Linked DNA regions of Homo sapiens: region 1 is linked to region 2. Evidence: chromatin loops called from intact Hi-C (ENCODE). Cell type or tissue: IMR-90. All regions are shown on one strand.

Region 1 (5,000 bases), 280 kb after region 2:
TATGTTTTACTTCAGTACAAATATAAATTAAAATGCCCATTAACATAACTTTTTTTTTTGAGGCAGTGTCTCGTTCTGTTGCCAGAGCTGGCGTGCAGTAGCATGATCATAGCTCACTGTAACCTCAATTTCCTAGGCTCAAGAGATCCTCCCACCTCAGCCTCCAAAGTATCTGGGACTAAAGACACATACCACCATGCCCAGTTAATTTTCTAAAACAATTTTTGTTGAGACAAGGTCTCACTATGTTGCTCAGGCTGGCCTTGAACCCCTGGCTTCAGGTGACCATCATACCTTTGCCTCCCAAAGTGCTGAGATTACAGGGAACTAGCCCATAACTCTATTTTAAAATTAATTTCTTACTGTAGAAGAAAATGTACCTTGACATTTTTTGGAATATTTGCATAATAGTTTTTATTAAAATAATAGAATTATAGAACCAGGATACTGTATCTACACTTGTGCTGTTCACTCTTTCAGAACTTCGAGAAACCAAGACCTCTGAATACTTCAGCCTTTCCCACCATCCTTTAGACTACAGGATTTTATTAATGGATGAAGATCAGGACCGGATATATGTGGGAAGCAAAGATCACATTCTTTCCCTGAATATTAACAATATAAGTCAAGAAGCTTTGAGTGTAAGTTTATCACTTTCACGAGGACAGTGTCCACCTTTTCAATGTCTCTTTTTTAAAAAAAATAAATAAGTAAAAAATAATATGCATTTTATTAGAACAATAGAAAATACTGGTCCCATGTTACTATGAAAGTTAGTACTTATTTCATGGACTGAAAAGGTATTAAGTTCAGTTCTCATCGTCTAGTTCCATAGTTTTTAACAATTCAAAACCTGGAGCTAACTGAAAAAATACTACCTGTGTATAAATATATAAAGAAAAAAGGGATTATAGGGTAGTGCATGAAAGAAATGGTCAGAGAAAAGGAAGATCTACTTTGTCATCTCTGTGTAACCAGTGAAGGGCCTGAAAGGAAAACAGCTATTAAATACGCTGTTACTTGATCCAGTATGGCCTATATTTATCATTCCATTTCACAAGGAAATAAAATTGAGCTTCACTGTAGTGAAAAAAATACATGTAGATTAATTATAAATTTATTACAACAAGGAGACTTCTGCATTTGCAGAAGTGTTAACACAGGCAATGGACTGACAACTAAAAAAAATTAATGATTATTGCCAAACTGGACCCAAGGCTGCAACTACTTAGAGTACTAGCACAGTATTTCAGAGAGAGGGAATCTCTTGGTTTTCATCCAAGTTATTTTAGCTATTGAAGTACCCAGGGGCCCATCTTATGTAAATCTACTAGCCTGGTTGTGTGATTTACCAAAAATAATACTAACTGAGAAAGATATGTAAGTGTAGATTTATTGTCATATAAGCAGTTGGGAAAAGTGTACTATGTCAAAAGGAGTGAAAAATTGTATTGTTCACATTTATGTTAATAATGATCTTATTTTAATATACAATTAGTAAATGAACATATGTTATTGAAAAGCATTTGTGAAAGGAAACACTGTTGGAAGAAATAAAAATAATTGTAATTGTTAAAATAATAGAATCTTTATTAATGAATTGATAAAAAAGAAAGAATTTTAAAGTCTTAGTGTAAGATCACCTTAAATAAATCTGTTAACAAAAAGTAAATGAAGAGCACTGGGCTGTCATATGTCCAGGTGAGATTATGCAACCTTTATTTTTCTTTCTGAGCAGGTTTTCTGGCCAGCATCTACAATCAAAGTTGAAGAATGCAAAATGGCTGGCAAAGATCCCACAGTAAGTGTTAAAAAAAAAAAAAAAAAAAAAAACACTAACTTAAATATTTGGTTTTCGAATCCATGTACTTTGAGGGAAGCCAAAAATGAGACAAGGATGGTGGTGTTTTAAATTTTTGCTGGACACAGGCTAAAAACCTAAACCTTGAGGAGACTGGAACTCTTGGGCTCTCTGTAACTTCAGAATTCCTAACTGGGTAAAAATTGCTTGCCTTGCTTTCATTATTTCATTCAGATACATTTCATGATGGATTTCATTAATAACCTCTGTTCCTAGTGGATTCAACCTGCAGAATTCTCAGCAGGCTCCTGAAACGATGATAATGCAAGTGTCTGGAGCAGCTCCCAGATACCCTGTGGGCTTTTCCAAACAAAGATTCTTGGCAAAAGGGTAGTGGTTAGCCAGCAAATTCCATAAATACAAATCACCAGTGATAAATGGTACCTTTGTTAATTAAAAATAGCCACAGAAACAGCAATAGAGGCAGATATAAGTATCAATATATGTTCAGTATGCAATACCTGTGCAAATTGTATTCCTCTAGGTGAGATTCAAAATAATCAAGGAAGAAATCTATATTGATTTCTACAAATGACTTGCTGAAAGTAATACATTGCCATTCTTGAATATTCTAAAACAAATACGTGGAGCAGATCTTTAATGTGTACACGTCATTTAATGTTTATAATGGAGCACATAAGTCATCTCACCATTTTGCCTCAAATAATGAAAATGTAATACAGCCAAGCATCAAAATCACCCTGTCTTTCAAAAATAGTTTGGTAAAGAGGTTCCTTTCTTCATTCATTCCTTCCATTATTTGCTCAATAAATACTGATTCAGCACCTGTTATATATCTAGCATGGAGCTGGTTGCCAAAGACATAATTGGTGCAAAGACAGAAACAGTTCTGACTCCAGTCAACTTTATTACCTTGTTAGAAAAGTCTGCCATAATCAAATGAGCATAGATATACAAACTAATTTAGAAATAAGCTGGAAATATGGTAATTGGGTGGACAGACGAGTCAACACGTACACATACATTCAGGTCTCAGGTCATAACAAGTAATAGACCACCTTAGTGTTAAAAAATGTTGTCTAAGCATTTATTTTGTGGTAGGGTCAAGAGATGCTGATTTCAGGAGTGAAGACTGCCCTGAGTCTTGGAAGTAGAGATGGATCAGACAAGACCGAACATGGGAAAAATACTAATCCTGTGGAAAGTGGAAATATGGGATTGAGGAAATGAAACATTTATTTTCATTGACTCCTAACAGCCCCAGGTGTAAAGTTGCAAAAGTTTTTGGCTCAAGGCAGGGCCATGGAAGACTCTGGAGGGTAGGATCTCTGGCCTTGCTAGAGGGTTCTTGGAGTGATTTATCCAATAAAAAAATTTAAAAGTGGGCAGGAGAAATTTGCAGGGGCATATTTGCTATCCAAGGGATCTGTTAGACCACAATCTTGGGGGAAAAAATCCAGAAAAATGTAGAAGAAACACTTAAACAAATACATTACAATGACATTCCAGGAAACCAATGGTAGAATGAAGTATAATGTTGCAGAGAATGATGTTTTGTTCCTTATTATTTTAATAATTGTGGATGAATTAAACTGTTTTCTTTTATTCTCTAATGAGATTTTTTTCCCATTGATGTGTGTCTGATCATGCCTTGCCTTTTGCCACAATAATATCCCGTGGCTATACTGAATTGCATTGTCCTTTGTTCAAAAGGATTTGCATTTCTCATTCATATGAACTGCCATAGGCAGAATGTGCAGAATTTAGGTACCTTTGTACATTCTATTTCCAAAAATTGCTGCCGAGTTTCTGAAGAATCTTAGACAAGTCATTTGGTTTCTTACTTCCTTTGTCAAAGTAGAAACCCTCTGGGGTTTTTGTTTTGCTTTCTGACAATTAAACGTTATTAGATAAAAATCTTCAATACATGCTGACATTTTCCCATAGTTTTGTCATGCTGTAATTTGTGGATATTTTAAATTCTACTATATGGCCAGTTATACACAAGGGAAATATCTAATGGAGTGCTCTTTCCTATGTATTTTTAGGACTCGGCTGGACAGGTTTTGTTTGTCCATACAACATTGTTGAGTGCTGGGAAATACTAATCAAAAAATACATGTTTGGTCTGTGCAAGAAAAGAATGTCTGACAAATCCATCCCATTTCATACATGTGAAATACTTATAGAAGTGTCCTTTACTTAGGCTATGGGAAAAAAAAGTCCTGTAGCAGAAAAATAATGTGAAATAGATCTTTGAAAGTTGTACAGAACAACCTATCCTTCTTACATTTCTCAATGAAACGACATACTTAAGAACTTCTTAAAAGTTGGAATAAATACTATCTAATAACCTAATATTTTTAAAATACAGGAATTCTTTCAATTTGCACAAATTAGTTGTTGTGAAGAAACTGGAGGTGAATTAGATGGAGTCCTTACATTTAAGTCTTTACAATGTGCTAGATATGGTGAGACATATATACACTGATATTCAGAAAAAATACCCAACATTTAATGGAACACGCCAGGTCCTGTTCTAAGTGCTTTATTTTAATCCTCATAACAATACTGCAAGGTGGACATTATTGTCACCACCTGTATTTCTAAGATAAAATAACTGCATTACTAAGAAAGTGAGAAACTTAAGCTGTGCTGCTGTGAAGTGGGATGGTCTTTGTCTGATTAAGTCACATACAGCTCTGGATTCTGTACCCTTAGCCACTAAAACATGCTATCCCTCCAGAGAGAAAATGATAAATGCTAAGGGACACACACAAAGCACAGCTGGGTTATTTAAGAAAGGTTTGATAGATTTTGTAGTAATCATATTAGAACTTCTGTTAACCTTTTATTTCAATGATACTGAAATTCGAAAAAGTTGTACCCTCTCTCTCTTCCAGCCTTTGGTATGTGCTGCATGCAATTGATTCTCTTTTCCTTCAATTATCTTCCGGTGTTTTCAGCCTGGGAAATATCTACTCACCCCTTCAGGTCACAGTGCATACAAGCACGTGAACTCGTTCCAACTGATTGTCAGGGCTTGCGGGTAGGACACAGTAGATGATGAGTTTATTAATGCTTTTAGATTAATTATGTTTGTAGTGCATTTATTATATATATATTTTAGAAGTATATTTTCATTAAGCTAAAACTTTCTGCTTTTAGCTCTGTTAAT
Region 2 (5,000 bases):
AGTGGGAGAGGAACAACAGATCATGCACAGGGCATTTCAGGTCTCTTTTAGGAAGAAGAAGAGTGTGGATGTGGTAGGAATCAGAAGTGAAAGATTTGGCAGTGTGTGGTTCCAATATAGCAATTAAAAAGCATTTATTCAGATGGAAAATTAGATAACTAGAAAAGTCTGAGGATATGATGATACCAAGCAACCCTTCTAAACACTGAAAAAAACGAGTTGAATCACTAATATTTTGGCTTTGTTCTCATTTTCTACTCAGTTTATATGTTTATGGCATTTTAAAAAAGAAGTTGCTAAATTCTAATTTTAAAACCAGTATGAAACCAGTACATGCTGCCAGGAAAAAATCGTAAAAGACTTTGAAATGGGCAAAAAGTATTACTGTCCTGACTAGCTTACACCTCCAGGCTGTCTCCATCAGCTGAGAGCGCTGCATATTATTAAAATGAATTCTCTCCAGTGAAGAGACAATCAATTAATTCCCCATCTCTTTGTGGAAAAAAAAAAGCCAGTTTTACATCTATTTTTAAATTCTTTTTGTCATTCCTGATTTACCTATGTTGTAACATCTTACTGAATCCCTTATTAATTAATGAGTTAAATAAAATATTTGGCACATGTTTATTTCATATCTGTATGCCTGGTGATTTTATCTTTTAAAAATATTCTTTAATACACCTAAATATGGCATTTACAGATGTAGCCAACATAAAGTCAAGTTACCTAAAATTCTGTTTCATTATGATATAGTAGTCAAAGGCCTAAAAGCTTTGTGACGTTTCTTGAAAATGCAAAATAAGGATATTAGCACAGCAACATTTTTAAAAAGCCTATTTTCTCTTTCTTACACACACATACACACACACACACACAGGATGAGAAGCAGAGAGAGAGGATAGAGAGAGATACAACTTCCATCATCTCCCAATTAATTCTTCATCCACACTCCAAGCTCCCCTATCCCCAGCCACTCTTTCTTGTCTCACTCTTCTTTCCCTCTCATTTTAAGATATATTCTCTGAAACTTACTATGTATTTTAGATATGGGGTCTCTGTTTCTGGCACTACCACACCTCACTTTTTACTGCAGTTTTCCACAATAAAAGTTCTCCAGTTCATCTACCAGATAATTCTCCTGTTTTGAAGTAAAGGAGGTGACGCTATTCCTACTCAGGCATTAATTAACATAAAAGACTCTTCCAGTCTTGTATATGATAAAAGACTCTTCTGTCTTACAAATGACAAAAGAGTGTTGGAAAATGCACAGAATAAGAAAGTAGTTATTGTTATCTTTGTAAAGGGCAGGGATACTGTAAGGGTGGGACTTGTGATAGGAATTAAAATTCAATGAGGTGTACATACAAGTTCTACTATATTTCTGAAATCTTTCTGACCACTTGAAGATTTTTGGAACAACATTGATAGGAAATGGAATTAGTTTTAGTGAACCTCTGTGTTTCCTGCAAATTCTAGTCTATTCTACTTAGGGTGCAAATATAATAGCAGAGTTAAGCAGCATATTTTTTTCTTTTCTGTAAATTCACTTTATTGTGTGTCCACTGCTTACCATAATTATACCTAAATTACTCAAGTCTCTCCAAAATTAGGAATGCATCATTTTTATAAATAAACAAGTTTTAAATTGTCGTGTGCTTTATTTTGAATATAAACTAGTCAAATAATCCTCCACAGAAAGTACATGTTGAGTGTAATCAATACTTTTCTTTTTTCTGAAAACGTTTCATCATATAAGTATTTAACTGATTGTCCAGATATTTCTGCTGCTGCAAACCTTCTCCGTTTTCGCTCCCCTTTCCCCGTGGTCTATTAGGCAACGTCTAGACAAGTAGCTTATTTTGTTCAGTTAGCTCTAGATGTTTGGAGTGCAAAATAATAATCTTCACAGGGGGAAAGAGAGTTTAATATCTGAATGAAAAATATCCACTGAAACTAAGCTAATCCTATTCGGATGGCTAGCTTCTAGCATTAACTTTCTGAACTTGACGTTGCTTCTCTTTATATAAATGTTTTCTACTCTGTGTATGTTTTAGTGATCTTCATCTAGCCAAAGGCTGTATTTAATAGGTAGTCATCAAGCAGAAACATAAATCTTTCTTGAGCGTGGGTGCGTGCGTGTGCCCCTGTGCATCTGGATGTCAGTGGTGGGGGGAGAGGAAAGAGAACAGAGCAGGCCTGTGTGGCAGGAAACAGACAAGGATAAATATGCATTGCTGTGTGGTTCACAGAGTTTACAAGAAGGAGAACAATGTAACTGTGATATTTGCCTTTAAGATCTGTGAAATCACAGCAGGCTGGGGAATACAGAATAGTGGAGAGTATGCTACAACAAGACACAGAATTCAAACCCCTTGAAACCCTAAAGTTACATTTCCATTTACCTTATATAACTTAAAAGGACCTTGCTCTCATAATTAGAAAATACATCAATTGGACTCTCATAATTTCATTTGTAGTATCCTTTAAATGGGCCTTTCTGACTATGGGAGATCATACTTCAAATCTATTTTCACCATCTTCTCTGAGTTTTCAATTTATTATGTCTTACTGCTACACACACACACACACACACACACACACACACACAGCCTTGATGAAATGCAATCACTGCAAGACAAATGTCTCATCACCTAGGAATCCTTCTCCTCCACTCCACTGGACTTATCGGCTTGACCACAATAATTGAACACAACAAACTTGCATTATATTTAGTAATGTAGGTACTTTCTCTTTTACTGGACTATTAGACCCTTAAGAGCAGAATGTGTATTATTTATATATTATTTATGGTGATATATCAACTCTTTCACAACTCCCCATCCTATAACTGTAAGTAAAATTTGTTGAACTATCTCAAGCATATTTAAAGTAATTCAGCAATTTACAATACTGTAAATCCATTTTTTTAAACCTCTGCTGCTGGTTTATACATTTGATGGTCTCCAAATAGTGCTATGTCTTCAAAGACATCCCTATGAATTCACACTAACCCCCAGGCAGTTTTTCTCAGATATATATTTTGTCCATATTTTTAGAGAAAAAAAACCAAAGTGAGAATACCTAGCAATATTGAGGGACATAGTTTTAAACCCTGGGTTCTAAAAGAGCAGTCTTTTCTTTATGGCAGATAGAGATTGAGGATAAATAGTAGAGTGACCGTTGACCCTGTTCTTTCACAGTAATATTGGCAAGTCATTTGCTGCCATTATTGGAATTGCACCTGAAAAGCAAGCACTTAAGAAAAGTGTAATTTATGTTGTTGATGGTTTTCCCTTTTATTGATTCTCCTCATTCTCAAGTAGCTCTGGATCACTTTCAGGATCACTTTCTTTCTTTTCTTTTTTTGTTTCTCTCTCTTTTTTTTTTTTTTTTTGTCATCCAAGGCAAATAAACTTTCCCAATCTAAACTGTCACGCCCAGTGACCACAGTTACCAAATTAATTGGCATATCCTATCACACACAATTGCTATAGCCATGTACCTCTGCTAAACCTGTGAATAATACTGACTTATTTGAACATGACTATTTCTCACCACTATGGAGAGAGAATCAGATAGTACTACATTTACACAAATATTGATCAAAATAATTCAATAGTAAGTAAGAAAAGCTCTTTGATCTGCTCTTTTGTAAAAGGAATTTTTAAGCAAACAATTTTTGGTTGTCTCAAAATTAATACAAAATATATTTGGCAGAAATTAGTCAGCATTTATGACATAAAATAATATTGTAAATTTATGGTGGTCTTGTTTTTATTTAAGGAGTTGTATCTATAGACAAATTTTTAACATGTCAGTACATATCTCCTATTAAAACAGAAATAGGTCAAACTCAGATTGCTGCCTTTAGACTCCTCCTCCTCAATTAGAAATGTCATGTTTGATTTTTAAAACTATGTTTCTTGTTATTTAAAATAAATACTTTCCCCAAATCTGTTGAGACTAAAACAAAAGCAAATTTGGAATCGTATTTTTATATTTATTCTAATATTTGTGTTGAAAAATCACTGGAACTAAGAACTGCATGCCTAGTAAATTGGAAAAGAAAACTGGATAATTCCAAATGGGAAGTGTGAAAACCTGAACTATGATACCATTGTAAAGGATAGGAATTTAGAAATGGAGGGATTACAAAAGTCATTATGTTAATTGAATAAGCCAGAAACAGAAAGACAAATATTTCATGTTCTCACTCACATATGGAAACCAAGAAAGTGGATCTCATAAAGATAGAGAGTAGTTTGGTGATTACCAAAGGCTTGGAATTGTGGGGGGTTGGAGGGACTATAGAAAGATTGATTAATGGGTACAAAAACACAGGTAGATAGAATGAATAAGATTTAGTGTTTGATAAATCAGTAGAGTGCCTACAGTTTACAAAAATCTATTGTATATTTCAAAATATTTAGTAGAGAATTATTGGACTGTTGCCAGCAAAAAGAAAAGATAAACGTTAAAGGCGATGAATATCCTAATTACCCTGATTTGATTCCTGCAAATTATATGAATGTGTCAAAAAATCAGATGTACAGCAAAAATATCTATATCTTTTATTTGTTTTTTTTAAAAAACAGAATAAAATGAAAGGATTATTTTATTTCTCAAGGAAATTTGAGGAAATAAAAGGGGAAAATAGGAATTTAAGGAGAGGTTTAAATATTGTACAGACAGATAAGTAGAACTATCAGAAATTTGATGTCAGAAGTCTGTGGATCTAAAGTGTTTTATAACTCAATATCTAAATCCAGCTCTGGAAAAAAAAAAAAAGAAAGGGAATTTGTAGAGCTTTTCTTCTTCTCTTTTTCCTTTTCTTCCTCCTCTTCCTTCCCCTGCTCTTCTCCTTCTCCTCCTCCATCTGGTTCCTCGTGTCACTAGCAGAATTTCTAGTATGTTTTAAAAGACATTCATCTGAGTTTCAAAACTAATAATGTAGGCATTACTTGAGAATTTGACAGGGAACAGAGGTTCTGAATTTGAAT

The links. Peaks named below come from ENCODE experiments on the same cell type or tissue, not always from the same donor. Only the 100,000 strongest peaks of a DNase experiment are listed, where the experiment ranks them.
Region 1: it touches region 2 in a loop (2.3-fold over the local background); 1 of 110 quality-filtered maps calls a loop at or near these places.

What each region holds. Positions count from the first base shown.
Region 1 is chr7:80,824,226-80,829,225 of GRCh38, reverse strand. SEMA3C (semaphorin 3C) reads left to right here. Exons shown (of 18, transcript NM_006379.5): 3 at 481-641; 4 at 1,739-1,801. Among named protein-coding and RNA genes, the nearest start is that of SEMA3C, 92 kb to the left of the region's middle. In IMR-90, no CTCF peak of the experiment used is centred here; a DNase peak (open chromatin) is centred at 2,155.
Region 2 is chr7:81,109,169-81,114,168 of GRCh38, reverse strand. No RefSeq gene overlaps it. Among named protein-coding and RNA genes, the nearest start is that of SEMA3C, 190 kb to the right of the region's middle. In IMR-90, no CTCF peak of the experiment used is centred here; DNase peaks (open chromatin) are centred at 2,168 and 2,628.